Regions from separate parts of the Mus musculus genome. Here regions 2 and 3 are each linked to region 1. A link is a contact called in ENCODE POLR2A ChIA-PET data. All regions are on one chromosome and are shown on one strand. The core of a region is the stretch at or near the end of the contact, and the rest is flanking DNA. Distances in the headings are between cores, read along the strand shown. Region 1 holds the start of H3f3b (H3.3 histone B). Region 2 holds the start of Smim6 (small integral membrane protein 6). Region 3 overlaps Sap30bp (SAP30 binding protein).

What was found. ChIA-PET counts read pairs that join two places held with the same protein, here RNA polymerase II (POLR2A).
Region 2: POLR2A ChIA-PET joins it to region 1 with 18 read pairs in embryonic stem cell. The contact joins the promoter of Smim6 here to the promoter of H3f3b in region 1. POLR2A ChIA-PET finds 5 or more read pairs at or near these places in 4 of 5 experiments (Patski and embryonic stem cell).
Region 3: POLR2A ChIA-PET joins it to region 1 with 30 read pairs in embryonic stem cell. The contact joins the enhancer-like site here to the promoter of H3f3b in region 1. POLR2A ChIA-PET finds 5 or more read pairs at or near these places in 4 of 5 experiments (Patski and embryonic stem cell).

The regions. Positions count from the first base shown.
Region 1 is chr11:116,022,500-116,027,350 of GRCm38, forward strand. H3f3b (H3.3 histone B) reads right to left here and starts at 2,005. Exons shown (of 4, transcript NM_008211.3): 1 at 1,880-2,005; 2 at 1,383-1,520; 3 at 1,126-1,279; 4 at 1-1,036. The coding sequence starts at 1,510. The coding sequence ends at 908.
Region 2 is chr11:115,909,776-115,914,626 of GRCm38, forward strand. It overlaps Smim6 (small integral membrane protein 6), which reads left to right and starts at 2,242. Exons shown (of 2, transcript NM_001162998.1): 1 at 2,242-2,681; 2 at 3,608-4,142. The coding sequence starts at 3,614. The coding sequence ends at 3,784. All of the region lies in intron 7 of Recql5 (RecQ protein-like 5), which reads right to left.
Region 3 is chr11:115,952,827-115,957,677 of GRCm38, forward strand. It overlaps Sap30bp (SAP30 binding protein), which reads left to right. Exons shown (of 11, transcript NM_020483.3): 5 at 4,535-4,623. Among named protein-coding and RNA genes, the nearest start is that of Gm39474, 12 kb to the left of the region's middle. Within about 2 kb of position 2,624, at least 1 of the 3 ENCODE cell types and tissues checked has a DNase peak (open chromatin) inside an H3K27ac peak, as active enhancers do.

The sequences.
Region 1 (4,851 bases), core at 755-3,254:
GGAAAAACAAACCTTGTACAGTTTTCCCCCTTAAAGATTAAAAAGAAACGAAACCGAACTCAATCTAGGCCTAAGACCAAACACAATGAAAAGCTGCACTAACTAGATTAGTAATAGATGATGCTGGTGTGAATAGCTTGTTATTTTACTCTAGAGCCCTTATAAATAAAATCCCCGTTAGTGTTGTGTTACCAGCCAGAGGGTCAGGGGTTAGTGAACATGTGGTAGAATGAGGACTTATGCAAGGTTTAATACGCATAGCATTTTTCTACTGTTAAAAACAAATGCAGTCTAGTCAGGAAATACCAACTGGACTAAATTACACACACCTTAATGACAAGACTCCCCACCACTTGTGAATGTAAAACATTTAATTTAAAAATGTTGAACACTACAATATATAAAATAGCTATTATAAATGCACATAGTGTATTCTATAGCTGCCAGGTTTACTTTTTTTTTTTTAAAGGAAACTGTTACACTGTGGCTAAAACTTGTATCTTCAACCTTTGAAAAAGCCCACATTCTATCACAGTGATGTATGGTTAAACACTTGGATCAAGTCATAACCAGTTTTATTGCAAAAGGACCCTGTACACATTTATCAATTCTAGTACCTTAATAGCTACCCAACAAGTCATTAACATACAGAAACATGCATCATGAAAAGCAAGAAGTATCACCCATCCCTTCTGCGTATTAGCAACTTGTCACTCCTGAGCCACAGTGCTCACATCACTGAGGTCTGTGAACAGTCAGTCACTCTTCCCATTCATCCTGAGTGAAAGATGGAATGACTTAAGTACAAATGCAACATATTATAAACAATTTCTTACAAAAAAAGTCACAAATTAAACCAAAGTATTTTACAGAATTTACTACAAAATGCCATAAAAACCGCTTCAACTTAAGCTCTCTCCCCCCGTATCCGGCGAGCCAACTGGATGTCTTTGGGCATGATGGTGACTCTCTTGGCGTGGATGGCACACAGATTGGTATCTTCAAACAACCCCACCAGGTATGCTTCGCTAGCCTCCTGTTGAGGACAAGAGCAACAGCATTAACACTCCTACTGGAGCAATCAAGCCGCCGCCCCGAGTGCCACCAAGCCTTTTGTCCCTTTACCTGAAGGGCACCGATGGCTGCACTTTGAAACCTCAAGTCGGTTTTGAAATCCTGGGCGATCTCCCTCACCAATCTCTGGAATGGCAGCTTCCGGATGAGCAGCTCAGTCGATTTCTGGTAACGACGGATCTCTCTCAGAGCCACGGTCCCTGGCCTGCAGTCACCAGAAGAAGGAAGGCGTCAACGGTCAGGGAGAAGGGAGAGAGCGCCCGCCCGCAAGCCGGCGGCCAAGTCATTGTTCCCAGCCCTCTGCCTACCTGTAGCGGTGAGGCTTCTTCACCCCGCCGGTAGAGGGCGCGCTTTTCCGAGCCGCCTTGGTGGCCAGCTGTTTGCGGGGGGCTTTCCCACCGGTGGACTTCCTAGCGGTCTGCTTGGTTCGGGCCATTTTTTTTCACCTGCGAGACAAGCGACGTTCAAGGCCAGGTCACCGGGCTCCGGCTGCCAGGCGCCCCTCCTCGCCGCAGCAGATGGCGGCCGCCGCCTCCTCCCCCTCCCCTAATGACTCAGGCTGCGCCGGGCTGCGGCCTCCCCCGGGAGGGGGAGCGCGGGGAGGAGCAACTTCCCGCTCCACGGGCGGCCGGAAACACCGCGGCGGGACCTGTGAGTCACCACCGGGAAGCAGACAGGACGGAGGTGGCGGAACGCGACCGAACTCGACCTCCCGGGCTGCCTCACCGACCAGACCGTCGGCTGCCAGCGACCGCGGTCCTAAAAGCCAGGGAGGCTCCGGCCGCCGGCAGAGCCGCGAACTCACCCAAAGCCGAGTCTGGGGCCCTTGCTGAGACCGAGGCGACGCTGGAAGCGCTCGAACAAGAGCCGCAATCGGCGAGCAGAACGGGCAGATACTCCACCAACGAACGACCAAACCGCTCTGCGCTCCAAGCCCCCCGACGCCTCCATATTTATAGAGACGCTGCACGCTGCGTCAGTGCGTCACAGAACCCTGATTTGCATACACCAACGACTTTTTCGATTGGCGGGAGCTTTCGCCGACGCGCTGACATCTCCCGACACAAAGGCCGTACTTCGGGGCCGTTTCCTGATTGGCCGGTGTTCAGGCCACTGATTGGCTGTTACAATTGCTTCAGGATTGGCTGGATGCAAAGAGGAACAGACGAATCAGAGTTTAGCACTAGGGAGCTCTTCTGATTGGATAAAATGGAGCTATGTTTGGATCCTTCTCTTGGTTCCAAAGCTCTACAATAGAAAGTCAATGCAAATGAATTGCACTAGTCTCCTGGAATTTAAGAAAGTTGGGTCGGCAAGAGTCTACGACTTTTTTGCATCAAGAGACCATTTTAGAGAGATTTTGCGTAAATATAATAATAGTAATTATTACTATTATTTTAATGTAGGATGAAATTATTCCCTGAATAATTTACTTTCTGTAATTTTCATCGTTTAATATAGTATGAGAAATGTAATCCAGTCAGTCATCTTACAGCATATAGTGTTTTGTGCACTGTAAATGCATACACATTCTAAAGCATAAAGCAATTGTTTGATGGGGAAGGGTAATAGACACAAAGAATCAAAATTCAAAAAAATTATTTCCGAGTTGGGTGGTGCTGCAGGCCTTTAATCTCAGCTTTTAGGAAGCTCAAAGGCAAGCAGATTTCTGTGAACATGAGGCCAGCCTGATCCACAGGGGGTGGGGGGTTCCAGGCCAAGCAGACCTACCTACAGAGATCTTGTCTTTTATAAATCCTGGTTTGTTTGTTTTTTCTCCAGGACTACATAAACCAAGCTCCAGGTGCATGAAGGTAATATCAGAGATGGAATCAGGATCCAAAATTCAAGGTCATTCACAGCTACTTAAGTCAAGGCCAGTCTAGGATATATAAAACAGTTTCAAGAAAACAAAAAACAACAAAAGGGGACTGTTCCTTGCATCCTAGCGCTCTGGAGGCAGGCAAAGCCATGTGAGTTTAAAGGCAGGACCACACCAGCAAAAGCTACCCAGGGAGACCGTGTCTCAAAACAAAACAACAAATACCTATTTTTGCATGTTTAATTCAGGCCATCACAAAATATTTTATTTCAATGTACTTAGAGTTAATAAGAAGTTGTCAGGCATGCTGGCACACACATTTCTTTAATCCCAGCAACCTGGAGACAGAGGCAGGTGGCTTTGAGGCCAACCTGGTCTACATAGAAATTACAGAATAGCCAGAGCTACTTAGTGAGTCTCTGTCTTAAAAACCAACCAAAGGGGGCTGGTGAGATGGCTCAGTGGGTAAGAGCACCCGACGGCTCTTCCAAAGGTCTGGAGTTCAAATCCCAGCAACCACATGGTGGCTCAAAACCATCCTAACGAGATCTGACTCCCTCTTCTGGAGTGTCTGAAGACAGCTACAGTGTACTTACATATAATAAATAAATAAATCTTTAAAAAAAAAAAAAAAAAAAAAAAAACCAACCAAAGAAGTAGTAATTACCTGCTTGTATATTTCTTGAACTATTTAATTCGACTGCATGAAATAAATACACCGGAAGAGTAACAACCTCAAGAGGGTGTCATGTCCATAAGGAGAAGATAATATAAAAAATGGGTGTCCTTGTGTAATATTTGGTAATTATTACTTATGTCAAAAACCTGACAGATTTTAGAAAGATGTCTGAATGTTTTGCCTGGTTGGTGCCCGTGGGAGTTAGAATAGGGTACTGGATTTACGGTTGGTTGTGAGCCACCATGTGGATGCTGAAAATTGAATCCAGGTCCTCTGCTAAAGCAACAAGTGCTCTTAATTGCTGAGCTATGTCTCCAGCATTATAAAAATACCACTTTTGGGGACAGGGATTGCGGTTGCAAGTTTGAGTTTGAGGCCAGCTTAGTCTACAGAACAAGTTCCAGGACATCCAGGGTTACATAGAGAAACCCTGTAAAATCCCAGTCTTTATCTTGTTTAATGAATTATCAGTATAATGAAATATTCAAATATAAGACAACAAAGCAAGTCTAAGTGTTACCAGTCAAAGCCCAGAAAAGTGAGACCTACTGCCTGCAAGTCCCCATCTTCCTGCCTTGGTGCCTCCAGAGTGCTGGGATTTCAGATGTGTCAGTGAGGACATGTGCCTACTCCTTTCCCTTTGAGACAGGGGTCTCACTCTGTAGCCCAGGCTACCCTGAAAATCACTATGTATTCCAGTATATCTTGATCTTGTGACTATCCTCCTGCCTCATTCTTCCAAAGGATGAGATTGTGAGATCTCCCACACTTGGCTCTGGAGTCCTCTTAACAAGTACCATACAGCTTTAATTATTAGACCTAAGCTGTTACTGTTTTTGGAGATAGGTTTTCATGTAGCTGAGGCTGACACATCTATCTATCTATCTATCTATCCATCCATCCATCCATCCATCCATCCATCTCAGGGATCTGAGTGCTGTGGTTAAAGCCCTGTGCTAACACACCTTTCCTTCCTTCCTTCTTTCTTCCTTTCTTCTTTAAAAAAAAAAAAGATTTATTTATTTATTTATTTAGAGACAGGGTTTCTCTGTATAGCCCTGGCTGTCCTGGAATTCACTTTGTAGACCAGGCTGGTCTCAAAATCAGAAATCTGCCTGCCTTTGCCTCCCAAGTGCTGGGATTAAAGGCCCGGTTTTCTTCCTTCCTTCCTTTCTTTCTTTCTCTCTCTCTTTCTTTCTTTCTTTCTTTCTTTCTTTCTTTCTTTCTTTCTTTCTTTCTTTCTTTCTTCTCTCTTCTCTCTTCCTCCAACTCCCCC
Region 2 (4,851 bases), core at 992-3,491, 110 kb before region 1:
CTATTTCCTCACAGTTACTGAGACAATAGATCTACTTGGGTACAGCAGTTATTCAAAACTAGACAAGGGCTGGAGAGATGGCTCAGTGGGTAAGAGCACTGACTGCTCTTTTGAAGGATCCAGGTTCAATTCCCAGCACCCATAGGACAGCTCACAACTGTAACATTAGTTCCAAGGAATACAACATCCTCACAGACATACATGCAGGCAAAGCACCCATGCACATACAATAGAAATAGAGTATTAAAAAGGCTAGACCAAGCAGCTCTCCTATGAATGACACATTTCTTTCCACAGACCTGATTTTGTTGCTGTTGTTCTGAGACAAGGTCTCAGTAGATATCTCTGGCTGACATGCCATTCACTCTGTAGACCAGGCTGGCCTCACACTCACACACCTGCCTCTGCCTCCTAGATGCTGGAATTAAAGGTGTGTGCTACCACACCTAGCTTGGATTCATTTTGTATTTTTAATGATTTATTAATCTTTTATATATATATGTATGAATGCTTGGTCCTTTCAGAGGCCAGACAAAGGTGTTGGGTCTCCTGAATAATTATAGGAAGCTGTGGCCACCTGGTGTGAGCGCTGAGCCCTGAACCAGGGTCTTTTGAAATGCAACAAGTGCCCCTAGCGTTGAACTGTCCCTCCAGCCCATGTACCTCTGATGTGGGCACAGGTGCCTCTGTGGGTGGGCTAGTCCTTCTGAGGAGGGGCTGCTGTCTAGCTCTGCTCGAGCCTTTTCCTTGTAGTTTTAATTTTATTAGAGCAAGAGTTTGAACACACCTGCAAAAGAAACTGAGTAGAAAATGTCACCAGCTGGGTGTGGTGGCGCACGCCTTTAATCAGAGCACTCGGGAGGCAGAGGCAGGCAGATTTCTGAGTTCAAGACCAGCCTGGTCTACAAAGTGAGTTCCAGGACAGCCAGGGCTATACAGAGAAACCCTGTCTCGAAAAAAACCAAACCAAACCAAAACAAAAAAGAAAAGAAAAGAAAAGAAAGAAACAAAGAAAATGTCACCAGAGAGGGGCCAGCAAGATGGCTCAGTGGGTAAAGGAACTGGCCACCAAACCTTAAGACCTGAGTTCAATTTCTGGAACCTACTTCCACAAGTTGTCCACTACCCCTTCTCCATACACACAGAGGCCACGGCATACGTGTGTGTGTGTGTGTGTGTGTGTGTGTGTGTGTGTGTGTTTATGAGCATGCGCACACACGCACAAAATGTATAAAAAAATTTAATGTCACGAGTTTTACAAAATGTGCCAAAGTTTAGTTATGTTTCTATTGTTTCGATGGGACTATGGAGTGATAGCAAAGTGGTCACATAGGTATTAATAGAGACAACAGCTGTCATCTGCTCTAAGAGCTGACTATACAGCTGGCTCCAAACTCCAACTGTACCAGCTGCACAACCGAAGTTGCTTAACCACACTGTCTGTCCTTGCTGTAAAATTGGAGTTGTGGTTGTCATTACTGCTTCATCTGTTGATACCATGTCAACGTTGTTATCATAGAAACAAGCTCAGCTGCTATACACCAGTCTGGGAACAAACAACTGACTCTTGATAAGAACCTCATTTAACTGATGGGCACAAACCATACCAGGGTGTGCCAGAGTCCCGCCTGCTGGCTGTGTGCATCTGGCAGGCCAGGAAGTCAGTGAGTTTTACACAAGGAAATGGCAGGCGACAACGCTTTCCTGAGCTTGTTCCTCACCTGTCACCACTCCAGGTTAGACCCCAGAGGATTGGATGACAGATACCCTGGCATCCCAGAAACTGTTATTCAGTGAGCATTTCCCAAACTCTGACGGCAGGATTGATGATGCACTAGAACGCAAGCCCTTCAGAGGCAAAGACCCACCTCTCTGATCTTACAACGGGCTATGGCAGGCCCACATGCCTAAGCTCTGAAAGGAGTCAACAGTGGCCGCCAAGTTCCGAGCAAGGCCAGTGTAATTAGTCCCCTTCCAAGGCGTGTGTGTGCACGTGCGTGCATGTGTGTATGTGTGTGTGTGTTGTGTGGTCGCCCCCTCTCCAGCTTCTTCTCTCTCTCTCTAACCACAGAACCAGCAGAGGCCATGCCAGAGGCAGGTACTGCGGGGAAAGGCTCCATGTGATAAGCTCTCCTACTCTTACCCAGAAACCTGTTCCAGGCAGTTCCTGCCAGAAGTGCAGTTAATCATTCACCCAAACCGCAGGAAGGAAGGAAAGAGTGCTCCCCTACGAGCTCTGAGAAGAGTGCTCCCAGGGAGATCTGAGAGCTCTGAATGGCTCTAAGGCCCAGCTCTCATCAGTGAGGCTGACAGGCGGCCTGGGGCACAGACCCACTCTCTCTTCTCACCCTAACTCAGGCTGACCTCTCTCAGGGACTTAAAACTCAACTCCTCCAATGCCATCACAGAAGGGTAGAATCCTAATGGAGGGAATGAGGGAGGGAGTGGCAGTTGCCAGGCAACCAGTCTAGCCCACCCTTGTTTGCTCTGGTGGTGGCAGCAAAGGTGTGGTCAGAGTATTTGGCAACTCCCTGGGCTGCCAACAGCAGTTTCTCTGAGTTGGGGCAAAGCTGTGGTCACCTGGAAGCCTCTTCCACCCAGGAACCCTGAAGTCTGAGGCCGGAAGGACAGCCTGACTTGCTTTGTCCTCAGAAGATTCAAGACTATTAACAGAAAACCAGGTAATGACATCTTTCTTCTTCTCCCACTCCCCAAACGGCTGCAGCCCCACACTCACCAGCTCCACTTCCGTAATATGGCAAGGCCTCCTGCTCCCAGCTGCATCCAAGGACACTCAGCCACGCTTTCTTCCTATCCACCACCAAGACTTTTTTAAGATTTATGTGTGTGCTGTTCTTACGTATGCATTTCCACACAGGCACTCCTGGTATTTTCAGAGGCTGGAGATGGTGTCAGGCGCCCTGGAACTGGCTTTGTGGAAGACTGTGAGCTGAGCAGCCAGGGCTGAAATAGGGTTTTCTGTTCTCAGCCGGCCTGGATCCCTGGGCTCAAGTAGGAATTCAGCCTTCTGTGGAGCTGAGACTTAAGTCACCATCACCCAGCTAGGCTTATAGACCAAGCTCTCAAAATGCCTCCCAAACATCTGGGAATTGGGACAATAAGAATAGGAGACCTACAGGTGTACACTTTAGGTTCTAGCTAGGAAGGCCTCAGGGACAGGAGAAATATCAGGCTCATAGCAGAGTTTTTCAGAGACTCTAGAGGTAGCCCTCAGCAGCTTCTAAGCAGGAAATCCCATTTCCCACTTTTTTTTTTTTTTTTTTTTTTTTTTTGGTTTTTTTTGAGACAGGGTTTCTCTGTGTAGCCCTGGCTGTCCTGGAACTCACTCTGTAGACCAGGCTGGTCTCGAACTCAGAAATTCACCTGCCTCTGCCTCCCAAGTGCTGGGATTAAAGGCGTGTAACCACCACACCCGGCTATTTCCCACTTTTTGATATTAGAGACTTTGAATCCAAAGACTCATCATCCCCGCAGGGTTGGCTAGCTAGCTGTGTCGAGCTGTCCAGAAGGTGTCATGGATAGCACCACTGGGCACAAGGACTTCAGAGCTCTCTGCACTCAGGGCCTCTTGTCTCCTCTCTTCCAGATTTCCATGGGCCAAATGGTACCACCAAGGAGCATCCAGAATGAAGACTTCTGGAAGAACCCGTGGGATGTGGGGGGCCTGACAGTGATTGGCTTGTTCACCTCCACGTTCCTGCTCTTCGTCTTATTTGCTGTTGTGTTTGGGTATGTGGAAAAGGCTGTGTTTGAAGAGGAGTGATCCGTCTCCTCCGGGTCCTAGAAGGCAGCAGAGAGAGAGGGGCTGATCTGCTCAGCCCCGACCAGCAGTGGGCTTCCATTCCCTCTGGCTCAAGAAAGAATCTCTGGGAACCATTGGACCTTGCCTAGGGGTTGGCCAGTTAGCCAGGTGGGAAGGCAGGTGTGGTACCATTTCTGGCTCTCTCACCCTGCACCAGCTGAACACTAAGCACACGGAGAAGAACTCTGCTCTGCCTCAGATGAGAGAGAGCAGCAGTGGCTAACCAGACCTTCTGATGAGAGTCCCTGCCCAAGCAGCTATTTTCAAGTCCTTGACAGAGAAGGACACGAAATGTCAAATGAAGTAAAACTTCCTTCTCAGATCCGTTATCGTGAGCTCATTTTCTACGCAGACATGTTCTTCTTTATGCTGGCTTCTCTAGCAACCTCACTAAGGCCTACAAGTCCTCGAGGGCTCTGACCCTGTGAACAGTAGACTCAGTCGCATGGGCTGTTTGACACGTGCCCCAGGCTCACCACAGGACCTTAGTTCCTCAGCTGTCGAGGCTTTCCCACACATCCCCCTGGCTAGGATACTTTGCCTCCTCATACTCTCTTGGCTTGACTACTTACTGCTTCCTTATCCCTCAAAATCCCAGTCCAAACCTGCCTTTTCAAATCCATTCTCCCTGACTCTGACGCCAGAGACTGGGAAAGGGCATTCTGTTACTCTCAGAACAATACTCTACAGGGCTCGGGAGGCGGCTCACCAGCTAAGAGCACTGGCAGCTCTTGCAGAAGACCCTGGTTTGATCCATAGCACCTATGTGGTGGCTTACAACTATTTGAAACTCCAGATGCAGGGGAACTGATGCCTTTCTATGGCCTCTGTGGACACCAGGCATACATGTGGTGCTAAGATACACACTCAGGCAAAACATCCACATGCAAAATTTTTAAAAAGAAAAAAAAAAACTCAACCATGTACTTTTTCTTCAAAGTACTTTCATGAGAAATTTTATATAACTAATTATATATTAACTAACTATACATTTCCCAAGGAGACGAGCCCCATCGTCAGTGCCCTTG
Region 3 (4,851 bases), core at 1,374-3,873, 69 kb before region 1:
CCAAGAGGTGCCCTTGTGCTGTGGGTTGTTGATGAGTGACTGGTTTTCCATAACTAAGTGCTAGGAATTATTCATTCTGCTTTGTCTTGGGCAAGAACATAGTGACTCTGCATTGATTCTGGGTTCTCTGATGGACAGAGCTCAAGACTTATTGAAAAAAACAAAAAAACAAAAACAACAACAACAACAAAAAAAAAACCCAGGGATTGGAGAGATGGCTCAGGGCCACTCTTGCAGAGGATCCAGGTTCATTTCCCATCCGTGTTGGGAGTGTCACAACTTCCTGTAGCTGTAGGTATGGAGAGTCCAATGCCCTGTTTTTGCAGACCTCAGTAGGAACGTGCAGACAAATGACTCGCATGCACACTCAAACACATTTACATGACCCGTGCAAATTAAAACCAGGGCTTCCTTAAACACTAGAATTTGTTCTTTAGAAAATGACACGGGATATGACAGCTTAAGGGCAGAGGAGGCACAGCACACATCTAATCAGAAGCCAGCAGCCTCGGCGGTGGGTGATACACAAGGCCAGGTGTAGTGGAAGCTGAAGCCGCTTCCATCTAGGTCCCACTTCACTCTGCTGTTCACCACCGAGAAACTTCAAGGTTTAGGCCAGAGAACAACCTGGCCATGAACCAGTACGGCAGTGCGCTCCACTCACATGAACAGGGTCAGAAGTGGTGCACATGTGGGTGCATCAACTGGACTTCTTCCATAATCAGCTTGGCTCTTCTCCTCTGGGTTTGTTTTGACTTTTTTTTTTTTTTAAAGATTAGTGTATGTAGCATAGACTTGCCTTAAAACTACGTAGCCTAGGCTGGCTTTGGACTGTCTGTCCTCTTCCTGTGTAACCCAGGCTGGCTTTGACCTGCTGGTCCTATACTTTAGCCTCTCATAGATCTAGTATTACAGGAACTGCCATGACACTCTGCTTCTGGGCTGTGTGTGTGAAATAGCGTTACTGAGATGTAATTCAAAGAGTAAAAGTGTGCCATTGGTGGATTTGATAGACATTTGTATCTGTGATAGCCGTACCAAACAAACATCTTTTACAAGGGGAACACCTCCACTTTCCTATCCTTCCTAATGGTTCCTGGTGCTCAGGTCCCCTGTGCAGGCGGTGTCTTCCTTCAGTCTCAAGTAAGACTTTATTTATTTATTTACTTACTTACTTATTTTTGGTTTTTCGAGACAGGGTTTCTCTGTGTAGCCCTGGCTGTCCTGGAACTCACTTTGTAGACCAGGCTGGCCTCGAACTCAGAAATCCGTCTGCCTCTGCCTCCCGAGTGCTGGGATTAAAGGCGTGCGCCTCCATGCCTGGCAAGATGTGATCTTGATGGAAGTTCAGCCCTATTTTAACAGTTTCATATAAATGAGGCTTATTGACAACCACTTGGGCTGGGTCATTGTGTTATGAAGGCCTTCCTTGCGTGATAGGATGCTTGACAGAGTTGCAGCCTGCCGATAAGTGTCCCTTTGAGAGCAGAGTTGCCCCAGGCTGAGCGCCTGGTGGATCATTGCTTTCCTGCCTGGCTTTCCCCTTAAGCAGGTTCCTTAGAGGTTGCACGCACACTGCTGAGAATAGGTGTTCCTTTACATTTGTCTGTTTTGACGAAAGGACCTCTCGATGTAGCCGACATAGTCTGTTATTTGCCCTCTCGTGGCGGGCACAGTGCACTGTCACCTGCGTAGGGTGAGTACTCTTCTCTTTGAGGAGTGGGTGGTAAGTCAACTCTTCAACAGGATGGCTTTCAAAGGACTAGCCAACTCACGGGCTTCTCCAGTGCTCTAGCTCCTGACAGCTGCCTGCCCCACGGGCCTGGAACAGTATTGGGTGTAGTCCAGGGGTCTTCAAATCACTCAGGAGCCCCTTCTTACAGCCAGTTAAGTATTCTGCAAGTGTCCTCGGCCCCACTGGGCTTTCTGTCCCTGTTCCCCTGCCGTAGTCTGAGTCCCTGGAACTAGCTACTCTGCTTAGGTTCCCACCTGGTGGCCATGGATACTGCAGATGTTTTCTGACAGAGGCGTTAGCAGGATGTGACTCATGCTGACAACAGGCTTTGTGGATAGTAAATGGAGCTACCCCTAGCATAGCCAAGGCATAGGCACTGTGGCAAGTGTCTGCGGGCACACTGCTGACACTTCCTGAGATGGTTAGGGGCTCTGGCCGCTCTGCAGAGCAGCTGTTCTCTGTACTGGGCACATTCTAGGACTCAGGGAGGAGGCACTCAAGTCTGTCCTCAAGTCTCTGAAGTATACTTTTATTTTGTTGTCCAGCATATGTCACCTTCTTGTCACTTATTTCCCAGGAATACTCTTGTTTCTACCCCAATTTATGAGGCTCCCTCCTCCTCCATACTCTCTGTCACTTATGTCCCAGAGGGTGGGGGGTTGCTACAGTAACCGTGGCACACCCTGTTTTTCTAAAAAGCTTTCCTGGCAAATGGCAAAGGGCATTCTTTGTCTGTGTCACGTGCACATATACCCTCTGTGGCCCAGCGCCTGCCAAGCCTTGGTTTTGTTATGAATGTTCACAAAATGCCCTAGCCAGCTCTTTCCACCCGCTTCCACTCTGGGCTGGCCTCTGCAGACTGAGCTCAGACCTAGACCAACGTCTTACCCCAGGGCTAAGAAAAAGGAAGAAACCAAGATTTGGCTTGACTGCCTGCCAGAGCTGGGTAGTGCCCTGCCTGAGGGCCAGTTGGGAGGTGGCAGAAAGGCATGGTGCAGCGGCAAGTGTGTATCCTATCCCCCTTGTGGGGACTGTTCTCGACTGCAGTTGCATCTCAGGCCACAGCATGACCTTTGATCTGTCGCCCAGCCTGTGCTCTGGGTGTGTCTAGTTAAAACCACTGACATCTACGAAGCCCAGGCTGTACTTATGCTTTAAGACTGCCTCAGGCCTGACCCCTGGCCTCAGTGTGTTCATAGTGTGCACAGGCCCGATCCACAGTAACTGTCCTGGAAGTCATTAGAGTCTCCAGGGTCTTGAAGGCCTTGTCTTACTCAGCACAGGGATGGTAACTATGCAGAGATCAAAGCACCTTATCTGCTAAGAAGAAAACATTAACCCATGCTGGGTGCACAGTGCACACTTGCAATCCCAGCCAATCGAAAGGCTGAAGCAGGAGAGTCCCTTCTAGGCCAGCCTGGGGCCCTAAATGAGGGGTTTCCCCCTACACACACCTAGTTTTTCTTTTTTGTTTGTTTGTTTTTCCCTTTTGTTTTGTTTTAATCTCTTAAGACCTGGAATTATTTTAGAATCATGACCGTAGGGGAGGCTCAGCAGGTAACACATTCTGCTCATAGACAGGACCCATGTCTGGGGGTTACAACCTCTGATAAATGTCACCTCCAAGGGATCTGATGCCTCTCTGGACTCCTAGGGTACCACACACAGACATGCCTATAATTTTTAAAAAGTAAAATCTTAAAAAGAAAAAAAAAAAAACAGCCTTGGACTAGAGACCAGGAAGACCATGCCACCCTCCGCCTTCCCCCAGACCCCCACCATGCCACCCTGCACCTCCCCTAGCCCCACCCCCGCCACCCTGCGCCTCCCCCAGCCCCCCCCCCCCGCCATGCCACCCTGCGCCTCCCCCCAGCCCCCTGCCATGCTACCCTAAGCCTTCCCACAGACCCTCTTCAGCTCTCTAGAGCTGTTCCTAGGACAGGCTTAGAGAAGGGCCTGGCACACAGTAGGTCCCCCTGCTGGGCTAGATGCTATTGGTGGTGGCTTTTTGGTGCTTGCCTTCCTCCTGCCCCACCCTGTGCTGTCTGCCACTGTTTGCACATTGTATGGTTCTTTTCATGAGGAATGTTTCAAAGAGCATGACAGAATCTTACAACAATCAGCCCATTGTCTGTGTGCTCCAGAGCCGACTCTGAGGTCCTGGGGTGGCCGGAGGCTGTCAGGGAAGGGAATGGGGAGAGAGGAGGCGAGGCTTGGGTGGGCAGTGTTCTGAGGGGATTGATTGCCCTCGGGAGTTGTGGTTCTTGTGTCAGAATCAGGCCTTTTGTTCAGGTCTTTTTATGCACAAGCTATTTGGGACCCAAAACCTTAACACAGTTTCTTATAGCCAAGGCAGGACAGACCCAGACCAACCGGAAAGGGCAGTGCCAAGTATGAAGCTGACACATGTCTCTAACAGCTCTGAGTTCAGTGTCTTCCACATTGGCAACCTGAGATTGAGCTTAGGCAGGACTGAATTTATACTGTAGAAACTGGTAAATGCTTTGGATGGTGGCTCCTCCCCTTTCCCTCCCCCAGCGCTTCTCCAGGCATGCTCTTTCCCTAAAAGTCAGTCTCTGGAGCTTGGTAGGATGTGTTATTTACATGTGTCCCCTCCACCTCAGCTTCCCTTCTCCCAGGTTGACACGTAGCTGGCCATTGAGATCAGCTCAGGGAACACTCTCCAAGAAGCCATCGGCCACCTCCCCTTCTGCTTTCTGCTGAAATTGCTTTGTGCTTGTGCTTTTATGGCCCCTGGCCTTTCCTCTCAACACAAGGTTCCCTCTGCTTTCTCAACAGCCTCCTTTTCTGAAAGGGTTCGCAACATGTCACCCGATGAAATCAAGATCCCACCAGAACCGCCTGGCAGATGTTCAAATCACCTACAAGTAAGCACAGGTCTGGCTGCTGAGGCCCATGTGGCTGAGATGGCCTGGGCTTTGTCTGCTTGTGCTGTGTCCTTCAGAGGCCATGGCAGGGAAAGGGATCAAGTCACGATGCTGCTGGGTAGGCAGGAGCCTGCAGTCTCAGATACTTCCTTTAAGCCAGAACTCAGGAATTGACACCCATTGCCACACCTGCCATATGCTGTCCTCTTGTGTCCCTGGTCTGCCCTC